Regions from separate parts of the Mus musculus genome. Here region 2 is linked to region 1. The links are chromatin loops, found by intact Hi-C in ENCODE. Cell type or tissue: gastrocnemius. All regions are shown on one strand.

What was found. A loop is a pair of places that touch in the nucleus more often than their neighbours do. Peaks named below come from ENCODE experiments on the same cell type or tissue, not always from the same donor. Only the 100,000 strongest peaks of a DNase experiment are listed, where the experiment ranks them.
Region 2: a loop joins it to region 1, with 1.9 times the contacts of the local background. A loop is called at or near these places in 3 of 42 quality-filtered maps.

Annotation. Positions count from the first base shown.
Region 1 is chr14:25,300,019-25,308,018 of GRCm38, reverse strand. All of the region lies in intron 2 of Zmiz1os1 (a long non-coding RNA gene), which reads left to right. It overlaps LOC115486423 (a long non-coding RNA gene), which reads left to right. Exons shown (of 2, transcript XR_001781198.1): 1 at 1-607; 2 at 1,630-4,398. Among named protein-coding and RNA genes, the nearest start is that of Gm41113, 75 kb to the left of the region's middle. In gastrocnemius, a CTCF peak has its summit at 3,365; a DNase peak (open chromatin) is centred at 3,350; H3K4me3 peaks cover 507 bases; H3K27ac peaks cover 3,757 bases.
Region 2 is chr14:25,221,471-25,229,470 of GRCm38, reverse strand. No RefSeq gene overlaps it. Among named protein-coding and RNA genes, the nearest start is that of Gm32379, 14 kb to the right of the region's middle. In gastrocnemius, no CTCF peak of the experiment used is centred here; DNase peaks (open chromatin) are centred at 2,175, 2,695, 3,041, 4,053 and 1 more place; H3K4me3 peaks cover 1,036 bases; H3K27ac peaks cover 3,991 bases.

The sequences.
Region 1 (8,000 bases):
CCACTGCAGGTAGGAGTCTGTGGAGGAAGCAGCTCTGGCACCAGCAGAGGAAGGAGCCCTTACTATACTCCTGGGAAGATGGCCCTGTAGCAGAGTGATCTAGGCAGGGTCTCTTAGACATCCCAGCCTCTGCATTTCCACCCCATGCACAGCCAGGGGCCCAGTCATAATTCCATGCTTCCCGCTCTTTCCCCTGCCTTGTTCACAGAGTGCCCATCCAAGGCAACTGTGAAAGTGAGCCCTCAGCTGCATGGGGAAAGAGAGGGATATAGATAGCCTGTGAAAGAGAGAAAGATGGGGGGGGGGGAGGTGGGCACCACACTCAGGGAGGGAGCCACTGTCACTCAGACACAGCTGGATCAAGAGGCAGAGAAGTAAAAGTGGAGACAAGAGAAAGGCTGAGGTAGGAGCAGGTCCTGAGAGAGGAACTGGGTAGAAGGAAACAGCTATGTGTGGACAGAAGAGAGGGAAGGGCCAAGAAAGAGAGGCAGGGAACCCCACATAGATACACAGAGGACCAATAAGGACAAAGGTCACCTATGGCTCAGGGCCATAAACTGGGGCCAGGAAGAGGTGCAGGACAAGTGGGAGACAGCACAAAGGGCAGGTGAGAAGAGGCGGTGAGGAAGGAGGAAATGTGGGGAGGTGAGCACCATGTGGGAATGAGAAACTGTGTGTGTAGATCAGAGAAGGGAAGGGCAGGGCTGGCACTGAGCTCTGTCCGTGGAGGACTGGGGCCAGCAGCAGCCACTGGTCTGAGATCCCTCTGGTTGGCTATGCATTGCCTAAGGAGCCAGCTGCCCCAGGCTGCCTCCTACAGAGTCTGGAGGTTCCAGTCCTCAGTCTGTTATGGTTGCTGTGGCCACACCTGATTGTGCTCTCCTGAAGAGCCAAGATTTGGGGCACTGGTGGGTCCTGTGCAGAGTGAAAGCTGAGAGCAGGTCAGTGACCCCCGAGAGCCAGCCCCATGTAAGGAACTGGACTTCACACCCCAAGACAATGAAATCATTGTTCTGTGGGCCCCAAAGTTCCAGACAGGGTTGCCTTCATTTTAAAGAGGAGACTATAGCCTAATGAAGAGTCCCGACCACAGTGCAGTGTCTGGTGTGCGGCAAAGGCCAGAGAGGCCTGGGTGGGATGGACAGAGCCTTCCTTTCCAGTGGAATTCCCCTCCCATCATGGAGGTGACAGAATCTGAGGACAGGCTTGTCTCACATTCCAGATGTGGCCCCCAGCAACACCTCTGGCTGGGAGGCAAATGTCAGCTTCCCTGTGGGTTCTGGGGAAGAAGGGGGTCTAGTCCTACATTTGTTAGCAGAGTATAGAGTCACATCAGCCCCAGTCGTGCGGTAAGGCAGTGTCTTCTACAGCTGAGACAGAAAGGTTGGTGTTTGGCTTGAGAGCATCGGGACAAAGGCCTCCTTCACGGGTCTGTTAGAATAAGAAGGGGTGCCTTTTCTGAGCTGAAGTTGCTTGAACTCTACTGAAGGGCGTTTAGATTTCCCACGGGGGAAGCCATGATGCTGAGACCTCTGGATATTCACTGCTACTTCCTCCATTCCTCTGCTTCCATCCTTCTAACTCCCTTCCCCCAACCCACTCTCACATTGTTCTCCTGTTCTGGGCCAGGTCAGCACGGCAAGACTGCTATCAAGGAGACATGTGTAGTTCCGGGTCTTGGGGCTCATTATCGACTGCAGCAGTTGCTGTGGCTGCTGGACCATCAGGATCTGTGGATGTGTTTAGACAGATGGAGGAATTACAGATGGGCTCAGGAGCTGTACGCGGGATACTGGAGGTTGGTGCTTTCTCCCTGGAGGCTGAGATTTGCAACTCTAGGCTAGATTTGTAAACTGTCAAATCTCAAGGCATTTGAACTCTGCTCTGAGGGGGCAGTGTGAAGTTATAAGCCGTGATGGTCATGATCACAGCTGCCTGTGCTTTAAGAGGTAGGGGATTGAGCAGGAAGGGAACACAGAGATGGTAAGAGACACTGGAAGGGGATAGGATAATGTTAAAATGGATGATGGTGATGTTTGCTGACCCTGATGGTACCGATGAGGTGATGATAAAGGCAATGGCAGTAGTTGAGGGAGTGTGCTGGTGAAGATGGTGATGGTGGTGGTGTTGACAGCAATGGCAATGACAAAGTGATGATGTTGACCGTGATATTTGTGTGTTTGTGGTGATGGTATCGACGGTGTTGATGATGATTATGGTGATGGTAGTAGTCTTGGTGGTGGTAATGGTGATGGGTCATGGTGGTAATGTTTGTAATATTGGTGGCGATGTTTATGGTCTTGGTGGTGACAATGATGATAGTGGCTTTTTTTTTTTAAGTTGGCAGTGATGCTGATGATTATGGTGATGATAGTGGTGGTTGTGGTGCTGCTGTTGATGGTGGTGACAGCGATGGTGAAGGCTGTGGTTGTGGTAATGTTGGCAGTAGTGAATCCTGACCAGGAGAGAATCTAGAAGGTGCAGAAGAGCTGATGTAATGGTATTTGATGACAGGAGCCATTTGCATTAGGGGAGGTGTGAGGTGATGGCTTTGGATGTTCTTATAGCCTATCGGATATCTAGGTGGTGTCCAGTGGACAGTGAGTACTGGGATCTGGAATTTAGCCAGACAAAGATGAGAGCGGTAGAGAATACACCTGCTTTGGGCATGAGATGCCCGAGAGAGGGCACAGAGGGACAGAACCAGAGCCAGGGTCTCTGTGGCTTCCTGATGTTCAGAAGGGTTTCCGAGTCTCCAGGCTTCCTAGGCTCTGCCCAGGGGCTGGAATCCAGGCTTCTCTGCTTGCCTCTCACCAGTGTCACACTCAGTGTTTTTATTCCTCGCCAGGTTCTCAGGAGGATGACATTTGAAAAGGGAGCTCTGTGCTAAAAAAAAAAAAAATCTCTTTCTAACCCAGGTGAAGGAATTGCCATCCTGTGGGGTTAAGAGAAGGGCCTGGGTGACCCCTTGTGACAGCTGGTCCAGGCTGGAATCAATCTGGAGCTCTGCAAAGGGATCGTGGTGTGTGGAGCAGCCTGCGAATAGGGATCTCTTTATAAGGAGGCTCCCTTCTCCCTTAACAAGCCCAGCGAGTCTGCAGTGGGTCTGGTGGAGGGGGTTGCAGCAGAGACGGTGGCAGGGCTTGAGGAGGTGCCTGATTACAAGTCCTCTAAAACCTGGGCTATGGCTCCAGCCAGATGTCGTCCCAGTGAGCACGTGGCCCTGCTGTGGCCCCAGTTTGGCTGCCGATGACTGCCTGGCCTTTCCTGCCCTCTCCTGCCACAGGCCCTCACACCAGGCCGGAATGTCCTCAGGAAGCGGCATCTCGCTCTGCAGAGGGAGCTTTGCTTCTGGACTCCTGGCTGCAGCTCCAGCCAGGATGTTTTGCAATGAGCCTGGGGAAGCGTCCATTCCGGGAAGATCAGGGAGTGGACGGTGCTTGCCAGCAGGGGTCTGGGTGAGAGGGCAGCCACTGCCTGCTGGGCTGGGGTGGGACAGCCCATTCCTCAGGCCCTGTGGGACCTTGGCCTCTAAGCTGTTTATCTGTCTGTCTGCCTGTCCATCTGGATTAGAGGGGCTGGCTTGCTCACTTCAGTTCCCCAAAGGGCTCCCAACTGCAGGGCAGCTTGAGCCTTCTTTCGCTTTATTTCATCTTGGAATGTTTTTGAATATGACTCAAAAGCGATTACAAATTGAAAAGGTACGCCTGCTTCCAGCCACACTGCCCCTGCCCAGGATCCTGGGCCCCAGGAGTAAACTCCCTCAAGTCCCTTTTGTAGTTTGTTGTCTAGTGTTCTGTTTGCAAACAGAAGTGGCTGCTCCTACCCCAGAGGAATCATGCTATGTGCGATGCTTAGGGCTTTGTTCTCCAAAGGGCCACATGACTGTCTGCACAGGACTCCAGCAGGGGTCATCAAGCGCCATGTGGATCCCTCACATAGGACTGTCTGTATTTGCTTTGGAGGAACATGCTGGAGGTGCAAGGCTCTCTACTTTCTTAAGAGCCAGTCCCTTCTCTGGTCTAACCTGTTCCTCCTACTTTCTCATGTAGCCACATTGACAGGAGAAGACCCCGAGGAAGCATGCCCAAGGGAAAACTGTAAATGACAAAGCCGAGGACTTCAATTCAGGTGGACTGGGATTCGACTCTTTCCTCTTTGTCTGTTGTACTGTTGGGAACTTTAGACCTATGGAGTCTTCTATTTTTAGGAGCCAGACCTTCGAAAATTGGAGAGGGCCAGCCAGTATGTCAAGATCTCACGGCTGCCCTTCCCTCTTGTCCTGACACCTGAGCTCTCCTGTGTGTGAAGGATTTCCGCATGCCCAGAAGACAGCTTCAAGCTTCCAGAGCCAGGCACACTTATAGAAGAAAGGAATAAAACCATTTTACAGATGTGTATGCCGAGGCAGCTGAAAGCAATTGCTGACTTGGGTCATGGTTTAAGTCAGGGTGGGTTCTGGGCCCCTGGCCCTCACATGTCCCTACCCAGCATCCTCTTTACCTGCTCTTCCCCCATAGTGTCACTTTGTGCTTTGTCCCTGAAGGCTTTTACCTGTCTTCTCCACTTTTCTCAGCCTTGTTTACCTGACGGTTCCTTTCCTTGGTCTTCACTGGCTAAGGTCAGCCTCTGGTGTGTATGTATGTGTGTGTGTGTGTGCACATGTGTGTGTGCATGTGTGTATGTATGTAAGTGGGTGTGTATGTGTGAGTGTGTGTGTACATGTGTGAGTGTGTTATATGTGCGAGTGTATGTGTATGTGTGGGTATGTATATGTGAGTGTGTGTATGCATTCTGTGAGTGTATATGTAAGTGTGAGTATGTGTAAATGATTATGTGTGTATATATGGGTGGGTATGTATATGTGTGAGTATGTATACGTATGTGACTTTATATGTGTGTGTATGTGTGAATGAGTGTGTGTATGTGTGTGTGTTAACTGAAGCATGATCTTGGTGGTATATTATCCATGTTCCTTCAGAGTTATGTGTCTAGAATTCCACATGCCCTGTTAGGCTATCAATTCTTTTGAGGAAAAAAGTTGATAAATGGCCTTCGGTGACCCTCAAACTCTTGTGTTCCAAGGGACGATGAAACGCACAATCTAACCTGTTCTTCTGAGCCACCTTTGATGAGCAGAAGATCTTGGAACTCTCTCTCTCTCTCTCTCTCTCTCTCTCTCTCTCTCACTCATTCTCTCTCTCTCTCTCTCTCTCTCTCTCATTTTCTCTCTCTCTCTAGGCTTAATTTGCCCTCCTTTAAAGTAAGGCTAAGACTCTTTTTTTTTTTTTTAACTTCCAAAAAGCTCTGAGGGTGAAATAAAGTGTTCACTGGATTTCATGGGGCATAGTTTCTAGTTCTGAACACTCTAAATTTTCAGGCAAATCAATTCTGTCTGTTTATGGCTGTGTACATGTCTACTTGTATACACGTGTAAATCGGAATTTATTTTGGAGACTAGGGTGGTATATTTGAGTATGTAGTACTTGAATATGTTAATTAGAATTTAGTTGTAATTCTGTCCTTCCTATACCCCTTTATGGGCAGAACATGATTGGTCTCCTTTGTTTCAAATCCAGCTGTGCTGGCACCCAGAGTTCCCCAAATACTCTCTTCTTTGGTGCAATCCCATCTACAAGGCTCTGCAGAACCCCCATGACAAGTACAGAGCAAATGCATCCATCAATAGCACGGAAGTCAACAAAGCAGTGTCTCTATGGGTTACCCTTGGGGACAGAAAAATGATCTGCCATAAAGCCATTCTGCTCAGCCACAGTGACAGTTCACATGTAGTGGCATGTCCACACTTGGGAAAAGGCAGACTCAGAATTGGCAGGTCTGGGTGGGGCTGGTGTCCTGTTTTTGTGACAAGCTCCTGGGGATGTCATTGCTGGTCCAGGGACCACACTTTGCATAGCAGGATTATAAAGAATCCTCTGTGAGAACAAATTCCTCCCCATGTTCGTCCCTGCTGCTGTATTTGGAGACAGGTGACCACCTACAGCTGTTTCTGAATTAGGCCATCAAATATACCAGCAGGAAGCGATCTGGTCTTTCGATGCTAGACAATAAGTCCTGGCAGGGAGAGAATAGGCAGACAGGTTAGAGACTGCAGTGGATGAGGTACAGTGACCATTGTTGGAGACAGGAAGGTCCTTCAGGTCTGTGCGACATTGGTGGAGTCTTTCTGAGGAGATGACAATCTCCCACACTCCTGTTACTTCCCCTTTCTCAGCAAATAAGCTTTGAGTTTGTTAGTGGTTTAATTTTTTATTTATTAATTTTTAAAGAGACACTTCCCCCCTTTTTTTTTCCTTGGGTCTGGAGTCATTAAACAGGGATTAGCTGGATAAATAGAGGAAGTGATTTTTAAACTGTTTGCAAACTTAATGCGGAGAGCCCAGCCTTGCAAATTATCACATCTAATCAGAGGCCCTCGCTTCGCTGCTCCAGTAATTGTAGTGGTATTCGTCAAGTCCTTGTTGTCTCCTCATTAGCCGTGAAAAGGAGACTCAAGACATACTTCATTAGAGTGTCCTGAAATGCACGACTAACTAATGCAGAGATGGGGTTGGAGGACAGGAGGGCAGGAGGTGTGTAAGATAGACAGAGTGTCACACCCACATCTGAAACTGTGAGCTCCTCCTCTCTCTGCTTCATATGTGCCTTCTCAGCTTACCTGAGGGGAAGCAGATGGTGAAGGCAGGGCCCAGGGACTCAACAACTCAGAGGCTGACATCCAGGGTGGCTCCCCTGAGCCATTCCTTCCCTTGTCTGGGCTCAGTTTCTCCTGGCAGGGCAGTGAAGGAGGGTGACTGATTGCTGTCTCCTTTCTGATGTCCATGCCCTGGTTCTGAGTTCTGAGACCTGGGAGGACCCAGGCTGCTTGATGTACACAAACATTGCCTTCTGCTTCAACCATTTGGAGGCCTTTCTTGAAAGTTTGAAGACTCCATGTTGCTGTTGCTATTCTCTGAAGGAAGGACAAGCTTTGTAGGAGCTCACTTGTAAGTGGAGCCTGCAGTAAAATAGTCACAACCCAGAGCTGGAGAGTGGGATAGGAAGGGGAGCAGGGGGAGGGAGAGGAGGCGACAATATGAATGAGGAGCTGGGACAGTGAAGGCAATCCTGATTTGAGAATGCATCAAAATACCATATCATATGCCACATACAGTGAAATGCTCAAGGCTTGTGGGCCAATCCCAAATAAAGAGAAAAGAATTCTTTAATTATTTCATTTTCCTTTCTCTCCTCCATCCCTCCACTCCTTTGTTCCCACGCTGCCGCTCCCTCCCGCTTACCATCTATGGTATGTCTAGTCTGGCAACCATTTAAATTTAAATTAGCTGAAATGAAACTAAACCAGATCTGGTAGCTCAGGCCAAAATCCCAGTTACTCAGGAGGCTGAGGCAGGAGGATTGCAAGTTCAAAGTCTTTGTGGACCGCAGAGTGAGTTTAAGTCCATCCCAGGAAACTTCACTAGACCTTGTTTCAAAAATACGAAGTGAATCCTGAGCTGGGCTTAGTTCAGTGGCAGAGCCCCTGCTCAGCATGGACAAGGACCCAAGTTCAAGCCTAGAATGGCAAACATGCACATTGACAAACTGAACCAACCAAAACATTCATTTCCCAGTCGACGGGCCACTTTTGGGTGGCTCAACAGCCAACCTCGTCTGCTGGATGGTAAATGGAGATGTGGGCAATTCCACTGCGCAGCTGGCACCTTGCAGTTTGCCTGGGTTGACAATCCATGTGGGAGTGACTGAGAGGGGAATCAGAGCTGAGACGGCTCCCTTCATAGTGCTTACACTCTGCTGAGAGGGAGACCGCAAGGCCATTGTAGTTGGATGTAGCTGCAGCCAAGCAGCAGGTGATAGGTACCCCTGCAGTTAACCAGCTAGTGAGCTTCTGAGCCAGCCTAGTGACTGGAGAGAGGCAGAAGAGCAACTTGGTGAGCAGGGACTGCAGCATCCTGTCTGTTTGCACCTGTGTTTGAGGG
Region 2 (8,000 bases), 79 kb after region 1:
TGCCTTAAAGTGAGGGAAGTGGTGAAGTCATGCTTCCACTGTGGACGGAACTGTCGATCCTAGCATCCTTTGTAGGACTCTGTAACACAAGGTCTGTACATCCTTTGAGGAAGGGCACAGACATATATGTATCAGCGGGTCAGTTACATGTCACCTGGGAAAACGAGTAGCAGGCAGTGTTGTAGAACACTGTCAAGGCTCTTCTTGGAGATGGCAGGACGCTAAGGCAGCAGCAGCAGCAGCAGCAGCAATGACCAGTTGGAAGAAGATCCGTGCTGTGTGCTCAGCATGGGAAGCAAGGTGGCATCCTGCATGTAGTGACCACATGGATTGGTGTCCTGAGGACTATTCGGCTAAGAGCCCAGCTGTGCCCTGGCTGTCTTGCCGCTGCCCATCTGCCAGTCTATCCACCAGGCCTGTGATCTTCCTCACCTTCTATGGAATAAATCCCTGGCTGCTTCAAACTGACCAAGCAGGAGTCTGTCGCTGGCAACCCAGAAGCTTGGCTGACACTCTGAATGACTCTCAGCAGATGTGTGTTCCCAGAAGAGAGGTCGAGGCACGTTCCTGCTCCCCCTGGGATCTAGGAGCCTGGAGTTGGACCTTTGGCTTTCATAATGGGAGGCAGAAGCCTAGAATTCCCCTCCACCAAGACCACACACAGCGGGGAAGAGGCAAATTCCAGAAGGAACACAGGCTACTGTTAAATGAGGAGTGTGGGAGCACAGTTAGCAAAACAGGACACATGTGCGCTAACCAGTCTCTTTTATCCAAGTAAATAGAGTGTGCATCTTATGCGCAGGAAATGGATCTCTCTCTTCCTTCAAGTACACCACACGCACACTGCAAGCCGGATGCGTGCAGACACGGTAAAGCCTGCGGGATACAGCACTGACTGCCCTCCAGACTCCCTGGAGTAAAGGCACCAAGGATGGCTCCAGAGAAAAGGCAGGATGAGTTAGGCCTTGGAGGAGGACTGCGGGGTGGGACAAAGAGAGCAGGGGACGGAGCCACAAAAGCTTAACATGGTCTCAGCATCACACAGGGCCACAAGCACAGGCTCAGAGGAGAAGTAGGGGCACAGTGGGGCAGTGTCTGTGGGAAGATGAAAGTTTGGGGAGAGAGACTGAGGGTCAGACTGGGGTTTGGAAATATGAGCTTGAACATACTATAGCAATGGGTCAGGGGACATGTTCCTTCAGGAAAGTTAGGCCAGTCTCTGAGAAAGTTGTGTGGAAGGTGAGCAGCATGAGCAGTGGCTGGAGACTGACACAGTGCCAGAGAGAGGAAGCCGGGGCTGCAGGTTGGAAGCCTCGCCTATGGATGGCCTGGAGCCCCAATTAAGAATCTGCTGGAAGAAGCGCATGTGTCCAATATTGGGGCCTTTGGTGTGGAGGAGCTGGGAACCACTAGCAGTCAAACTCTGCTGCTGTTCCCAGCTCTGCCCAGCTTGCTAGCTGTCTGCATTTTCCTTTGCTTTCAGCCACGGTGACTTCCAACAGTGCTCTGCAGAATCTCCAGGACTTCCCAGAAGAGGCCCGTCAGAGTCTGCCTTACATGTAAAAGTTCTGCTTCAGATGTTTGTCATCTAAGAGATCCTGCCGTTAAAGTCCATGCCAGAAAAAAAAAATCAATGGATAAGCTTTCCAAGTTCCCATGTGGCTCTCTTACCACCCTGGGTGACTAACATGGCCTGGTTTGCCACACACAAGTTTCATTTTATCTAACCCCATGTTAAGATGACCACACCCAGATAAGCTAGAGGGTCGGTACCCTCAGTTTTAACATTCTGCTCTTAAAAGACAGGCTACCGTCTGGAGAGGTCACGGGGGGGGGGGGGGCGCGGCAGGCTGAACACTGGGGCTAGTGGCCTCTGCTGCCGTGGAAGTGGCAAGAGCCTCCTGAAGGAGTTGGGCAGGAGACCCCTAAGGCAACTGGGACAGCTACATGAGGCATGGGAGTCTCTGGAGCATAAGAGATTAGTTGATGCAGTCTGGATTGCTAGGACTGCTTCCCTGGGACTGGAGCCACTGGTCTGGTGTCAGGATCCAGAGAACCCTAATATCGTCTGCCTAACCCCACAGCAGCACATCCTCACGGATAGGCACAAGGCCAGAGATGTTCAAGGATAAGTCAGTGGCTCCACAGAGCATGTGCGGTTCAGGCTCCCTGCCCCACCAGACTTGCTCATCTCATCCGTGGAACTCCAGCTCCAGCTGTAGCCTCCCTCCTGGAGGTCAAGGATGGCACAAGGAAGGAGTGGCTTAGACACTAGCTGCTTCCCACTGGTCAGGGCTGCTACAGTGCTTCCTCTTGAAAAGAGGCTGGGAAATGGTGTGTTTCAGCTGAGTGGAACCAAATCAAGAGAGAGAGAGAGAGAGAGAGAGAGAGAGAGAGAGAGAGAGAGAGAGAGAGAGAGAGAGCACTCTTGTTTGGATAATTCGCGGAGTCCTCAGGAGGTTCTTAGAGGATTCTAAATACACTGGCCATCCAATCTCCCTATCACAGGAGCTTATGTCTCAGAGTCCCCTGGGTCCCAAGTGCCATAGATGCCAGGCTTGGCATGATCCACACTGCTGGGGTGCCACCAACAGGCTGCCGGAAACCCCATTTCTTTTCTCTTCCCAACAAAGCCAGATGGCAGGCAGTGTGACTCCATCTCCGGCAAAGTCCAGGGGACTTTGTCCCCTCCCTGCTTGGAAGGCTGTGCCCCCCTCCTGATGCACTTCCTGTGGCCCACAGCCCAGCCTCTCTGTGAGTGAGATCCGCCCTTCCCCCTCCCGCGCAAGCCCAGAGCGAGTCAGCCCATCTGGTTCTATTTCACTTCGTGTTACTCATCAGGATGTGTTTGCCAGGAGTTATTTGATGTTCAGGAAGAATTCTGAAGCTTTTGAAAAGAGGTAAATAAAATCCTTTATCCCCCAAAGAGTCGTGAAATTGTGTTTTGCTCAGGAGGTGGCAGGCAGCCATGTGAGGTCTGGAGGCCCCTGCCTAGCCAGGCACAGGGGCTGGAGTTTCAGGATTTGTTCTTCTGTCAGTCAGTCTGCATCTCCACTCCTCCAAGCCCTTCCTGATGCTCTCTGGGGATGCCCGAATTTGGGAACAGATGAGGGCTGCCTGTGGGGACAGCCCAGCCTGTCTCTTGCTCTTCAGCCAAGAAAGCTTTTAGGGAGCTCGCTCCTTCTGGTCCTCAGCCCTGTCACTCCACAGCCGTGCATATGAGCTCCAGGGGAGGGACCAGAGGGAGCCGTGTTCCCTGCCACAGAACAACCTGTGAGGGTGACTGACAGAGGGCCTGGGTTGGGGGAGCTCACCCCATCTGCTAGGGTCTGGATATCACAAAGCAAGGGAGCTGACATTCCTCCAAGCTCTTGTGAATGGCAACAGACATCATAGATGCTAGGAGACCCAGAAGGGCAGGCTCTGCCCCTGAGACTGTCCTACAGAGGAAGGTCCCACCCCCTTTAGCATCCATTTCTCCCAGAGTCCATGCAGCCTCCTATTTCTGCCCAGAGAAGTTTCAGTGCAATGTTGAAGTTATCCCTGACAAGGGCTGGATCCTCAGGTCTCCTTAATCCAAGGTGGACCCCTCTCTACCTTTCTGGGGGCCCTTAACCGTCCTGTTGAGAAGAGACCAATATTTGTATGATTGGTTGCTGCTTGGTCAGAATCTGAGGGTTTACTTCCACCCAAAACATCCCTATTCTATGCAATGCCCCCCACATAAGCAGCCAGGCAGAGGAGTGTGGGCTCACCCCTGTACCTCTTGATCTGTCCTCCCTATTTACAGGGATGCCAGAGGGCTCCTCCACAGCCCGGGGCAGTGTCATCTCAAATCCTACAGTACGTGAGGCTTCCCACCCACTGCATCCCTCGTGACAGCTTACAACCCTGACTATTAAACATTGATCACTCAAATTTAACATCCTATCTTCCCTTTGATATCTTCAACTGCTCTCTGCATAAGACAACAAGCCTCTTTCTGCAGCTCCGTATGAGGGAGACTTCAAAGACTTCTTCCAGGTCCCTCAGCACTGCAGTTCTGGGATTCTGCCAGCGAGACTGTCAGGAGGAAGGTTTAAGGCATCCTCTGCTGGCAGCATCTTTGGGACTCAGGCCTGTGGGGAAAGCTCCATGCATTAAGTCCTGGATTCTGGAGTGATCTGTGCATCATTGGGAAGTCAGTCAATGGCATGATAATTCTTTTCTAGAAGTATCTGTGGATCATGGCAAAGGATTTAATTCAGAGGCAGAGGCATTGGGCTTATATCTTTGAGGAGCCAGGCCTGTGTCCCTGAACTGTCCCCTGTCCAACTCTGGGTCCTCAGGAAAGTTCTGGATTCCTATCTGTTAAATGGATATGATCATTCTTAGCTCTCAGCAAAGTCCTTGAGCAGAGGGTGTGGGTACCTGGCCCATCACAAGATGCCATTCTGCTCTCTCTTGGTCCCACACGGGGTGGGCACATTCCTGGACAAGAAGCGTCAGTGACAGAGTGTGATAGGAAACATTGAACTCCTGAGAGCCAGACACTTGAGAGTCATAGCTGGCAGCCTGATCACCCGTCATTATCATCCTGTCCCTCACACGATCGGCAGGGGGCTTGTACTTTATTGTACCTATGTTAATTAGCATAGCTACCGTCTATGAAACACATCCCATGGGTCAAGGCCGAACAAAGTGATTGACCAGTGTCACCTCACATCAGCTCTAGGAGTACCTCAAAGGTAGCCTTCCTCATGGGACCTATTTCTGCATGAGCGTCTTCCTGGATAACAGACTCTACCTCGTGTTAATGGCCGTGTGGGGCTTGAAGTCAGGTCAGTGGGGCTGAAGTTCCAGCTCTTGTCTCTGTTTTCTAACTGTAGTGACATACTCCCAAAGGCACATGGTGTGTGTCTCAGTGCCCTTGGGGTTTGCAGTGGAAGATGTCATGGTACGGAGAGATGGAACAGAGAGTGAAAAAGACCTGTCTGTTCAATTTTGCACACCGTTTCTTTTTTGAGTAGCCATCTCAAAAAAACTGTTAACATTGTAAAACACCAGTTACAAGGTCATGGCTCCAGATTCCTTAGACTTCAAGAATAGACTGTGATGTTCCTGATCTCTAGAACTCTGTGGCCTCTAGCCCTCTGAGCTGCTGGGGTTGCTAGGAAAGGGACTGCTATCCCTTTGTGGGGTGTCCCCCCTGGGAGATGCTACTTGCAATGGATGATCTCTGAGTTTGGGGGAGCACTAGAATCTCCATTCTGTTCCTGAAGCATCCCCAGTGGACCCCAGAAGCTTGACTCACTGGCTCCACTGCCTCCTACTGGGGTCACACAGACTGCATCTGCCCCTTTGTCAGAGATTTTAGAGTAGTGTTTTTGCCCAGGGGTTCCAAGGTCAAATGGCTCCAGCTCCTCCCTTCAAAGCTTCCCTTGGTGTTTGTCTCCGCAGCTTCTAACTTTGCAGGACAGAGTGGGAAATGGAGACTGGGAGGAAAGAAAGGTGGTGTCATATACCTGCCGGAGAGCTGCTGGGGCTAAGGCTAAGGCATAGTACCTGGTTGCAGGAGGGAAGGGATGGATAGCCAGGAAGATGAGTGACAGCAGTTCTCCCCCAGAAGCCCTTCCCATCCCCCCATGGAGAACTCAGCATGGCAAAGCCCTTGGAGGGTACCCCACCTTGATCAGAAGCTTTCCCTGTGCTATGGGGAAGTTGCTGGTGTCCCCTAAATTGTAGGGCTGAGTTCTCCAGATGGAGCTTATCAGTGTCTAACCTGCTGCGTGCCCTTAATGAGGGAGGCAGACACTTGCCTGTGAGAGGAGCCCTCATGTCATAATGTTGACTTGCTGACTTATGACCGTTTCCAAATGGCTAGTTGACGCAGAGTCAGAGGAGCAATCCTCTAGCAACACCGCTCTTTGTGGGGTATCTGAAATCCCACATATAAAAACATTCCATCCCCCCTAAATGGTCTTTTGTCATTTTTGTAGATTTTCTTTGCTTTCTGTATAATAAGGAAGGGCAATGAATGAGGTAGATGGTGGACTGGCTTTGGGGTCTGAATTAGGACTTACATCATCTTCTCTGTGATTTGGGGCAATTTAATTACCATCTCCAAAACTCAATCCTTTGCTTGGGAAACAAGGTCAACAATGCATGACTCACGGAGTGTCTGGAAAGACCAAAGGAAGAGGCATTGGCAAACTGCCAAGCATTGGTATACAGAGGGTGCTCAATAAGTATCAATGAATGAGATAACAACTTCCTGATGTGGAGAAGACAAGATGTCTAGATACCTCTTTGTGAATAATCTCTTGATCAGAGCCTGGGGCTAGGAGCTGGGGCTGTGGATGGGGTTTTCTTGAGGGGAGCAGCTGAGGGAATTGGAGAGGCCAGGAGCTGCCTATGGCCGTCATTCAGTACTGACCCACTGGCTGGCAGTGTGTATTAACACGCCTAGGATTGGTTTGTGGAGAATCTGCACAAAGCATCAAGGAGCGGGGGCAACCTGCTCTCAACTCCTCTGGAGCATAGTCCCCAGAGATCCGACAGCAGGCTCAGCTCTGAGCCTGACCCTGGGAAACATAACAAACTAACCCATTATCCCCCATTATCATTCCCGTGCAGCTTCATTTGTCAAACCACACTGCTGTTGGAGGAGGCTTGATGGAGGACCCCAGCCTGTATCTGTGCTATGGTGCCTAAGCCCAGATCTGCACTAGAGTGAGAAAAGTTGCCTGCAGACTGTTCCATATTGGGGGCTTTGCACATCTCTTTGAATGCTAACTGCCTGGGAATTAGATAGCTTTGTCTGTTGTCGTCGTCGTTGTTGATCCGGTCAGCCATAAAGGGGGTGACAAAGAAAATGAAAGACCTGGCCTGAGATCACATCGTGGTCAGAAACTGTGAGATGAGTACTGAAGCGTGAATGTGGCTCCAGAACTGTGTAACCTCTATGTGGCGTTGTCTACAAGGAGGGGTTAAGCAAAGCCCACTACTGCCATCTTTTACCCAACCCCCACCCCAGTACCAATCTTACTAATCAATATTTCATTATCTCCATGCTCGAGGAAACTGATGTCGGCTTCCTTAAGGGACTTGCTCAAAGTCACACATGCGATATCATGTGAAGTGGCATTTGAGGCCAGGTTTATTCCTCTTCCGAGTCCCCAGTGCTGATCATTCTTTTAGGATCAGCCTACATTCATTCATTTATCAAACCTTTCCTCAGAGGCTACTACAGAAAAAAGCTGTTTTGGTTTTGTTTGTTTGGTTTTTGTTAGACACATAGCATTACAGAGGTGGCCATATGCATGGTCTTTGACCTCAGAAATCTCATCTAGCCCTCCATCTATCAAGAGACTCCTTGACCATGCTCTCTCTGACCTTGTCCTCTGAGTTCATGTGGATCCAGCTTTTAAAGAGGCAGGACAGGCAGGGGAGGGGGTACTTCCATGGAGGGATATGAATAAGGACTCCTTTTGCCTCAGCCCTTAGGAGTTCTCTCTGTTTGCTCCCTGCTCTGTGTGTCACCTCCATAGGCATCTCTGGTCCTTCCATGGAATTGGATAATAAAATAGCCTAGAGAGTGCAACGACAATTGACTTGCAAACTTTGACATACTTCACCTCTGAACACATCCCACTGGCCAAAGCAAACTACCTTTGAAATGACTAAATTCAAAGTGGGTTGAGAGATTCACATCCTACAAGCTTCAAAGAAGAAGAGAACTGGAATATTCATTAATCACCCAGATACTTAAATACCCAAACCCAGCCCAACCAACCAACCAACCAATTAATCAAACCCAGCAAAATACTAAAGTTTGGGCATGGAGCTTTTTCTCCAAGTCTTGAGTGCCAAGTGGCTCCTGATACAACGTTCAGAGGTGGGAAGGGGCAGGGCGGGATTCTAAGGGCTCTGGTCTCATAAGAGGACAGCTCTGTTGATGGATTCATAGCTGAACGTTCTCTTTCTTAAAGGGGGTGAAAACAGGGAGATGAATCTTGACT